Linked DNA regions of Homo sapiens: region 2 is linked to region 1. Evidence: read pairs that join two places in POLR2A ChIA-PET (ENCODE). Cell type or tissue: K562. All regions are shown on one strand. Each heading gives the region's core, and the rest is flanking DNA. Links, peaks and the distances in the headings are about the cores only.

Region 1 (5,363 bases), core at 839-4,838:
CTGGTGAGAGGAGCTGGCTCAACCCTCCTCTGGTGCTGAAATGCTGTCAGGTAGAAACTAGGGCCCGTGGGGACACATGCGGAGGGGCTCCCCCTGGCAGCACCAGAGGCTGAGGGGGGTTGAGCTCTCTTTCCCCCTCCCCTCCATAATGTGGACAGTTTGGTTCTTGTCCTCTTTACCTGGCCGCTAAGAGCCCTCATTCCTTGTAGGTGGTTTGGGTGACTTTCCCGCTTCCTTCTGAATGGAGGCTGATGAGCAAGGGAAAGATGCTTTGGCATCTCAGTACAAAATACTCTTCAGTAGCTTTTGCTACAACAGAACACCGAGCTCCAGGGGTTCTGAAAGCTCTGCTCATACCGCCTGCCTACGGGGTCAGCTCCTGCAGGCCGATGACCCCTGTCACCCCCTGGTCTCGTTCTCACTCTCTACCTGAGGGGTATGCAACGCAGACACCAGACACGGCCTGGCCAAACAAGGACACTTTGTTTTATTACTGCTTTCCTGAGAAGCCTTTCAAGGCACAAAGTCTCCACCAGAATCGAATCACATACCTCCGTCTAACTAGAGCTGGTCCTCCCACATCATCAGACAACTGGATGGAGTTTGTGGGCTGTTTAAAGCATATGGTTTGTAAATACTGTAAAATCAAACATTACTTATGGCTTTTATTTACTGCAGCATTTCACATTACCTAGCACCAAAATAGCTGAGGAGGTCTTCTCTGCCTTTGTTCTTTCTCCTGTTCTTTTCCTTATGCTTCTTTGCTCCCTGCCTTCCGCAGCAGCGGTTTCTCTGCTCTGATTCTTCCTCTCCCCACTGCCCAGCCCTCCTCCTGCACCATCTGCCCACCAACTCCACACCGTTCTCTTCCCTGGCCCCACTCACCCTCTCCCTTTCCTCCCCCTGTGCCTCTCACGCTGCCCCTTGATCCTCCTGGATGTCTTAGCTACCTTTCCCTCTCTCTGCTTTCACTTCCAAAAGCTGCAGGTGCTCCTTACTCACACTCGACTCCCTCCTGCCTCCACCAGGCTATTTTCTTTTCCCTCCCAATACCCACCACAGAGTTCCTTTTTTCCTCTTTCCTCTAAAGGAAACATGAGGATCAGAGAACTGTAGAATCACAGTCACAAGGGACACTGCTTGTGCTACACTGGCAGTCACTTCTGAGTCAGAAAATCTTTCTTCTCCGATCACCTTCAATAACGGCTGCCCCCAACCCCATCCCTCCTTAGAGCAAGAGAGGTTGGGGAAGAGAAAACTTCCAGGCTCCCTCACCAACACTTTCACCCCCTTTCCTGTCTCAGCACACACACAGACACACAGATGCATGCACGCACATGTCCACACATGCAGGAATGCACACATATGCATACACAAGCACACATGTATACACACAGGAGTGCACAAATATGTGCGTGCAAGCACACATGTGCACACCTGCAGGGGTACACACCCATACCCACAAACTCCGAGTGCACTTGGTGCAGAACGGGTTTGCACCCGGCCTCCCCTAAGGCCCTGAGCTTCCTCTCTACTGTCTCCTTCGCCCCTGGCCAGGCTGACCTGTGCTGTGCACCTCCAGAGTGAGCCCTTGGACACATGATTCTAGCGTGATGGGATGGAGAGCGACAGCCATGGTGGGGTTCCTTGCTCCAGGTGCAACTCTTGGGCAGCAGGAGGACAGCAGTGGTCAGACTGAACAGGAAGCTGGTGTCAAAGCCAGCTTCCACCTGGGGTCATGTTTAGTCAATCAATTCATAGTCAGGCTCCTATCATCAAGTGGGCTTCTTTCCATGCCACTGGGCAAGGCATCTTCAAAAGAGAAAATCAAGAGGGAAAATGAACAGAGCCCTGAAGACATACCCTTGTAACCATAAAACAATGACTGTAAAATTCAGCATTCTCAGCTAGAGCTTCTTCAAGCACTTTACGGAATGTAGGATGCTATTTCCTTCATAGCTGGGGAAACAGAGGTTCCACTGAGTAAGCTGCTTGGGGATTGTGGAAAATCCCTCGATTTCCCAGTACTTCGCTCCTCACATTGAAACATTCATTTGAAAGACCCAAGGAATATTAATTTGAACAGAGATGAATGTCTCAGCTAGGTGTTGACTAGGAGGCCAGCCTTGCACAGGCAGGGTCTCTCCAACCCCGTCCTGCCTTCACATCCCCGCTCAGACTCGCTTGGCTGCCCGCAGCACTGGGCTGCACCTTAATTCCTAATGCAACAGTGCCCACCCCTTGGAGAACAGGAGGAGAGCTGCTCTGCAAGCCCTCCAGGTGAGCGGGGCTTGCAGGTCAGCTAGAACGTGCCCCACCAAGTTCAACCCCACCCTGTTGTTCTGTGTCCAGTGCCGAGGTGTGGTCTCTGCTTAGCTGTTCTCCGTGAAAATTCCCAAGACAAGGAGGAAGCAGTGACAGCTGAAGGCCAGGACAAAACTCCATTTCATTTCCCTGCCCCCCTCCCAACTCCCCCACTGCCTTCCACACACCCCTGAGGGGGGCAGAAAAGCAAGTGTCAATATTATTCTCCACCTGAGTTCCCTTTTGCATCAACTAATTACCAGCCCAATTGCCAATAAATTACTAGTATAAAAAGTTGTGTGTGTACACAGGCAGATGTAGATAGATGTATGTATATATAGTCATGGAGTCCAGCCTTTTTTCCTTGCCCTCTTTCTTGTGGGCAGCTCCAGACAAAAAGCTTCTGTCCCCTGAAGAGTTTATCGGGTCATGGGTGCCACGTAGTTGGCAGGGAAGAGGCCCAGCTTGTTGTGCAGGCGGCCGGTCCACCAGGATGGGTTGGAGCTATCCAGGACCTCCACCACCTCCCCGCTGTGGAACCCCAGCTCGTCATCCTCCAGGGCCTCAAAGTCATACAGCGCCCGGGCCCACCGCACTCGCTGTTGGGGGAAGCACAGAAGAGGCTCTGCTGAGCTGTGGGCTGGGCAGGCAGGGGAGGGTCTGCTGGCTCCTCCCACCACATCCAAGTCTTTGAGAGCAACATTCCCTGAAGGCTGACCCCTCTGCAGCTTAAAAAAACTTTTTTTGTAGAGATGGGGTCTTGCTATGTTGCTCAGGCTGGTTTTGAACCCTTGGCCTCAAGAAGTCCTCCTGCCTTGGCCTCCCAAGTAGCTGGAACTACAGGTGTGAGCCACCATGCCCGGCTACCCTGCTGCAATTTAAATCAGATACCTATGCACAGGCCTGAGCAAGAAGTTCCCAGAACGCACCAGCGTCACTCTGGAGACCCAGGACTTTTACCAACAGATGTTATTGTCCAAAGCCCCAATAGACTCCCTGAGAACCACTCTCTCCACATCAATAGGTGGTATTTTTATCTTGAGTGACAAACAGAAGGGCAACATGCCCCAAACAACAGCCCTTGGTGTTAGGGCAATCAAGTCACAAGTCAAGATGGATCACAGGCCAGGCACGGTGGCTCATGCCTGTAATCCCAGCACTGTGGGAGGCTGAGGTAGGAGGATTGCTTGAGCCCAGGAGTTCCAGACCAGCCTGGGCAATATAGCAAGAGCTTATCGCTACAAATAATATACCTAGCTACTTGGGAAGCAGAGGCAGGAGGATCGCTTGAGCCTAGGAGTTTGAATCTGCAGTGAGCCATGATTGTGCCACTGCACTTGAGCCTGGGAGACAGAGTGAGACCCTGTCTCAAAAAACAAAAAAAAGATGCAATGATAAAGGCAATGGTAAAGGACTATGATAAAGATGATAAAGAACTAGAACTGAGAACTATGAGAACAGGGAAGGCCTGGCACCAGACTGAGATCAACAGACTGGACGGTGCTGGCTCAGCCCCAGGCCTCCCCAAACATTCCATCACCTCTCGTTGATCTGTGTGTGCATTTTTGTTTTGTTTTGTTTTGTTTTTTGAGACGGAGTTTCGCTCTTGTTGCCCAGGATGGAGTAAAATGGCGCAATCTCGGCTCACTGCAACCTCTGCCTCCTGGGTTCAAGCAATTCTCCTGCCTCAGCCTCCCAAGTAGCTGGGATTACTGGCATCTGCCACCATGCCTGGCTAATTTTTGTATTTTTAGTAGACGTGAGGTTTCACCATGTTGGCCAGGCTGGTCTCGAACTCCTGACCTCAGGTGATCCACCTGCCTTGGCCTCCCAAAGTGTTGGGATTACAGGTGTGAGCCACCGTGCCCAGCCAGATCTGTGTGGTTTGAGTCTCTCCTGCCTCATCTCCTCCATTGACCTCTGTCCCAAGGCCTTTCCCCAGGGATCCCAGAGAAGGACAGTTCCCATACCCCTGCCGCCTGGAGCTGCACTGGGTCTGTGTGTCTCCGATGCATGAGGGCCGCATTCATTTCACTGCCCAAGCCGGTGCCACAATGCCCATCATTTATGTCAAGGCTGCCTCCTCGGCGTTCCTAGAAACATACAACAGAAGACTGGTCACCCCACTGCCAGGACATCTCCCACCGGTTCCCCCAGTGCCTTGCTCAGATGCCATCCACAGAGCCGGTATATTCCAGGAATACTTACTGATAATGACAATAAACCCTCCACGTTGAGGAGGACCTAAGGTCTAAAGGCACCTTAGATTCTGAAGGCAAAGAAGGCAAAGGCAGGTTTTATTTATTCAGTCAAGAAATATTTATCAGGCACCTACCATGTTTCCAGTAGCAGACACAAGGGAAATATAGCTGGAAAGAGAAGGTCTCTGGCTTCATGGAGCTTCCATTTAGAGGGGGAACCATGCACATTTAAGTGGTAAGTGAGCAGAGAGAAGAAATGTCTGTATCTGCCCGGGAAATCAAGGAAGGCTTCACAGAGGAGGTCATGCTTGAACTCCAGCTTAGAGGGGTAGGACTGCCCAGGGAGGGGCTCATCAGGCAGAGAGATCAGCATATAAAACGCCACAAAGGCATGAGAGGAAACGCAATGGACCATTCGGGTAACTAAGGCAGCGTGGGGGGTTGCTGGAATGTGTGTTTGCACGGGGAGTTGGCAGGGAGGCAGCAGGGACGAGGCTGGGGAAATAGATTCTGGCAGCTCACAAAGGACTTTGTGTGCCCTGCTAAGGAATTCAGGAATGATGTTATCTGGCCGTATTGTCCATCTCAGTAAGCCGCCTGAAATCCCATCGGGAACAAGGGTGGAGGGAGATAAATAAGTAATAAACAAGGCTCTGTTGTGGGTATTAAGCCTTTTTCTCTTGTGGATCTGACAGCCAGATGGGCTAAGGGGCATGAATAGATTTGGAATTGTGCTGATAGGAAAATGAAGCAATTGTTTACTGGGTCCTCAGGGGAAGTGTGTGTGTGTGTGAGTTTAAGTGTGTGTGTGTGTGTGAGACAGTGTGTGTGTGTGTGTGTGTGTTCAGGTGGGAGCCA
Region 2 (5,363 bases), core at 631-4,630, 340 kb after region 1:
GCCAGGGCACAGCCCGTGGCCCAGAAGAGTGGAGTCGGGGCGAGGGGAGCCGAGGCTGTGGCCTGGCCACTGGGGGCCACTCTCCCTGGACTGGCCAGGTCAGTAAAGGGGCTGGGCGGCTGGGAGAGGCCGTCTGCTGCTCCTGCCATTGCCGGCGCCAACTAATCAGGAGCACAGTGGGCACCAAGAGGCCTGGCCAGGCAGCAGACAGCCAGCTTGCCGGGGTCACAGCTGCCGGCCCAAGGCCCAGCCAGGGAGGGGCCTGTGGGCTGGTGGAGGGCCTTGGTGCCCACTGCTGAGAAAGGAAGCCAACCTCAGCCAGCCAGCAGCTCACTTCCCCCATCCCAGGAGAGGCCTCAGGTCCCTCCCAGAGCTGGCTGCGCTCACACCCTCGGGGGCTGGCCCGGCTGTCTCACTGAAGGTCCCCCCACCTGCTGTGCCCCAAACCACTCCTAGGCATCCTTCAAGTGTCCTACCACCCCCTCCTCTGGGAAGCCTCCTCCTAGACCAGGTAGGCACCCTTTCCCATCAGCCCCTGCCCCGATCAGATCAGGCGTCCCACTGGCCTGCAGCTGTCAGCCTTTGGGGAAGGGGCTGTGCCTGATCTTGGCCCCACATCTGGCCAGGGTCTCGCCCAGAGAACCCCCGGTGGATTTTACTTTGGATGAATGATGGAATCGATCCATGAGTCAGTTAATCCACACAGTGGCCCAGTCCTTTGATCTGGTGGCCTGTCCAGGACACTCCCTCCCTCCGGATTTGTAGAACAGAATGCAGAACTCGACCTGAGGGAGGGGGAGAGGGAGGCACTGCCTTTGCCCTGCCCCACCCCCAAGCACTTCTCCCTGCAGGGTCCAGGCTGCTCTTTCCTGTTCCCAAATCCAGCGCTCGCCAGATGCTCTGGCCAGATGTTCTCCCACCCACCCAGCCCCACCTCTTCCAGGAAGGGAGCAGCCCTGGGGAAACTGGCCCCCCTCATTTCATCTCCCCATTTCTCTCCCTCCTTCCCTCTCTTCCTTCCCCATGGGGGCTGTCAGGCCTTTCTCCCTCAGGATGAAGTGGGAGCCCCTTGTGGGTGCCTAAAACAGACAGCCCTGAAGTCCAAGGTGTGGCCTGGTGGGGGCTGACAGCCCAGTAGCTTTCCTTCTGCTCTCCCCAAGCCGAGAGTAAACACATGCTTCAGGCGAAAATGCCGACACTTCCACGCCAACTATTTCAAGGTGCATCTCTCAGAACTGTCCAACAAATGCCCCCCAAGGCCCTTCCAAGAAGGAATCCTGAGGCCTTCCTCGCCCCTCTTCAGCAGGGCTGGCCTGACCATGACCCTGGTTGGGCAGGCACCTGGGCAGGAAAGGGCTTGGCCTGGGGCGTGAGGGTTGGCACCCGCTGTGCACTAACCACAGTGCCATCCTGCCCGGCCCCCTTTCAGAGATGTGTGTGCCGTTCGGGGCGCTGTCCACAGGGGCGTCTGCACAGGATCCTGCAGACTGTGCGGCTGATGCTCTCCCTCCTCTGCCCTGGCCCCCCGCCTGCCTCGTGGCTTCAGCCCGAAAGGGGATCAGCACCACGAGACCTGTGCACCCCAACAGTGAAAGGCACTCAGAGGTCTGGAGCAGACCAGGCTGAGGGGGGAGATGGAAGGAGAGAGGGCCTCGAGGTGTCACTGCAGCCCACGGGACCTCTCTCCTTTGACCCTGGAAGTGGGCAGGGGTGTTTCCTGATGTCCTGCAGACACTGGGGACGGGAGTGGGTGTCTGGCGCCTACACGCTAAAAGAACGGAAAGGAGATACTGACACAGAGTGAAAAGCTGTAGGGTCAGGTGAACACGGGTTCAAACCCTAGCTCTGTCCCCAGCCAGCTGTGTGGTCTTGGGCAGACTAGTCAACCCCTCTGCCTGCTTCCCCATCTAGAAAGTAGGTGTCACAATGCCACTAACTTCCTAAAGCTGTAGTGAAGATGAAATGACACTGCCCATGTAAAGCACTGTGATGAGCTTGTCACAAGCACTTGATAAACTTTAGCCACTTATCAGGCGGATCTCAAGGTCCAGAGATCAAGACCATCCTGGCCAACATGGTGAAACCCCGTCTCTACTAAAAATACAAAAATTAGCTGGGTGTGGTGGCACACGCCTGTAGTCCCAGCTACTCAGGAGGCTGAGGCAGGAGAATCGCTTGAACCCAGGAGGCGGAGGTTGCAGTGAGCCGAGATCACGCCACTGCACTCCAGCCTGGCAACAGAGCAAGACTCCGTCTCAAAGAAAAAAAAAAACTTTAGCCACTTATGATTATAATTAACTCCCTAGAAGATGTGAACAACCCTCTCCTTTTCCCGCCACGCAGTCCCCTGCCCACCCACACGATGCCCAGCCCAGGATGACACCTCCACTCCACCTTTGCACATGCCAATCTATCTGCCAGGCACACCCTCTCCAACCCTCAGCTGATGAGTGTCTTCCAAAACCAGCCCCTGAGAAGACGTCCCTGACACTCTACGTCCACCCTCACTACTCCCAGCACCTTATCTAGCAGCAGCACCTGCGGATCGCGTAGGCACACGAGGCTGTGCACGCAGCTCTCTACACCCACGGTGGCATTTCAGCCTTCCTAACCAGATGGACATGGGTATTATTAACTTCTCTTGAGAGCTGGGGAAATAGAGGCACGGAGAGGCACGTGGCTTACTCAGGGTCCCACAGCCAGTGGGTGGAGGCCCTGGGACCAGAACCTGGCCTGACAGCACAGAGCAAACCTCCAGCTGGTTGTGCAGCCGAGGGGATGGCAGCCTTCCCCACAGCATTGTCAGGGACTGTGAGCTCGGGCTCAGGGCTGCCCCTGAGCTCCCCAGGGTCTGCCTCGCCCCTGCGCCACAGCCTGGGTCGGGGGAACTATCACCTCTCTGGCCAGGCCTTGGCAGTGACTGCCCTCGTTTCTTACTGGAGAAAACAGCACTTTTCATATGTAAATGACTCAGGCAGTATGCTTAAGGAAGCAAGGCAGTGCCTTGAGAGATGTACAGGCTGGGGGTGGGGTGGGGCGGGGGCACATTTAGAGATAATTCAGCCCCATCTTGCCAAGGCCCAGAGAGAGGCGGTGACTTAGGAAAGGTCACACAGAGAGGAACCAGAACCCAGACTCCCAACTCCTAATTTGGCGCTTCCTTCCTCCCTCCCCAACCACCTCTCTGCTGTCTTCCTCTCTTTATCCATCAGAGGCTGAGTGGCCTGAACAAGGACCTGCAGGGGTGGGGTGGAGAGACATGTATTTTATACGATTCTGTAAGCAGCACCATGATGTCCATGTCCCCCGCTCATCCTGGACAAAGTTGAGAGCCACGTATTTAATCCAGTTTATCCTCCTGCTTTGTTTGTACGAGTAGGGAAACCGAGGCCCAGAGATGCCAAGGGACTTCTCAGGTCACACAGCAGGCATATGGCAGAGCTAAGACCAGAACTTTTATTCTCTGACCCACACTTGCATCTTCCTGGTTGTTCATGCTGGAGCTTTGCAGCCTTTGCTGTATTTTTAAACCGCAGGCAACCAGCCCACTCCTCATGGCTTTGCAATTAATAACCCGTCATTTGACTGCGCCCATCACCAGCTCTCTAGCTTGCCCTCTAGAAATGAGACTAAAAGCTACGGGCTACTGTTGAAAAGACTGTGTCCCGGCTGGGCACGGTGGCTCACGCTTGTAATCCCAGCACTTTGGGAGACCGAGACGGGTGGATCACAAGGTCAGGAGTTGGAGACCAGCCTGGCCAACACAGTGAAACCCCGTCTCTACTAAAAATACAAAAATTAGCTGGACGTGGTGGTGGGCACCTGTAATCCCAGCTACTCGGGAGACTGAGGCAGGAGAATCTCTTGAACCGGGAGGTGGAGGTTGCAGTGAGCCAAGATCATGCCACTGCACTCCAGCCTGGGTGACAGGGCTAGATGCTGTCTCAAAAAAAAAAAAAAAAAAGACTGTGTCCCAGGGCAGAAGCAGCTCAAACCATAAGTAGGAGAAATGTCTGCAGGAAAATCATATTTTAAAAAAAAGAAAATAAAAAAACCAGGCAACTATGAAATCTCTCTAGGAAGCACTTCTGAGAGCCTGAGCCACCCCTTCCCCACCTCAAGTCACTAATCCCCTGGTGGCTCTGGGCAGGGGACCTGGCACCTGAGGACAAAACTGTCTGTCCCGCGAAATGAGGGTTAGACCAATGGACTTTAAGCCCCACGTGCTCCAACAGCCTGCGGCTCCCGCAGAATCGCCTGTGAGTATCTGCAGGGCCCTTCCAGGGGAACACCAGCTGCTGGAGGGCCAGTGCTCCCAGTAACTCCCCAGTGCTGGTTCTGAGAGAACCAGGCTGTCCTCTGAGAAGCGGAATCAGGCTCAGGGGCGGGAAGCCGACACTCCCCCAACTGCCCAGCGGTGGCCACTAGCAGGAGGAGACCCTGAGGAAAGGCTCGGAGCCCGCTCGGAGCTCCTCTGTAATTGGAGCGCAGGGGGATGTTGGGCACAGGGTCAATCCCTGCCTTCCCAGAGGCCAGGGCAGGCTGGTGCTGGGGACCGGGAGTGTCCTCCACCTCCGGGGAGCAGCTTAATGAACTCCCCACACAGCAGGAGAGGAACCAGGAGGAGCAAAGAGGACCTGGAGGGAGAGGCACAGGCGCCCACACACACGTGCAAGGCGCACGCACGCTCTTCACACACACACACCCTCACAGGCACACACATGCTCGCTACACACACACTCTTCATACACACACCCTCACAGAGACATACACACTCTTCACACACGCGCTCTCACAAACACACCCTCACAGGCACACACATGCACTTCACACACATACCCTCACAGGCACACCCCTTCATGGACACACGCACGTTCAGAGGCGCACACACACCCTTGACACATACACACCCTTTCACACACACCCTCACAGGCACACACACAAACACGTCACACATACACCCTCACAGGCGCACACACACACTTCACACACACACACCCTCACAGGCACACCCCTTTATGGACGCACACACGCTCAGAGGCACACACACACTCTTGACACGTACACACCCTTTCACAGACATACACACCCCCACAGGCACACATAGGCTCATAGACACACGCATGTTCACAGGCACGCATACTTTCATAACACACCTCCTCACAGCACACACACCCTCACAGCCACACACCCCTCACAGGCATACCCCCTCGCAGCACACATACACACACAGGCACACACACACACAGGCACACACACCCTCACAGGCACACACACATCACAGCAAACACTCTCACAGGCACACACACCCTCACAGGCACACACACACAAGCACACATATGCTCAGGCATGAACATATTCAT

Evidence for each region. ChIA-PET counts read pairs that join two places held together with the same protein. Peaks named below come from ENCODE experiments on the same cell type or tissue, not always from the same donor. Only the 100,000 strongest peaks of a DNase experiment are listed, where the experiment ranks them.
Region 2: POLR2A ChIA-PET joins it to region 1 with 5 read pairs; 3 of 35 experiments call an interaction of 5 or more read pairs at or near these places.

What each region holds. Positions count from the first base shown.
Region 1 is chr22:39,968,445-39,973,807 of GRCh38, reverse strand. GRAP2 (GRB2 related adaptor protein 2) reads right to left here. Exons shown (of 8, transcript NM_004810.4): 7 at 4,275-4,397; 8 at 87-2,903. The coding sequence ends at 2,724. Among named protein-coding and RNA genes, the nearest start is that of TMA7B, 11 kb to the right of the region's middle. In K562, for the core only: no CTCF peak of the experiment used is centred there; no DNase peak of the experiment used is centred there.
Region 2 is chr22:39,623,510-39,628,872 of GRCh38, reverse strand. All of the region lies in intron 4 of CACNA1I (calcium voltage-gated channel subunit alpha1 I), which reads right to left. Among named protein-coding and RNA genes, the nearest start is that of CACNA1I, 55 kb to the right of the region's middle. RefSeq lists enhancers at 853-1,401, 1,402-1,951, 2,375-2,669. In K562, for the core only: no CTCF peak of the experiment used is centred there; DNase peaks (open chromatin) are centred at 2,512 and 3,072.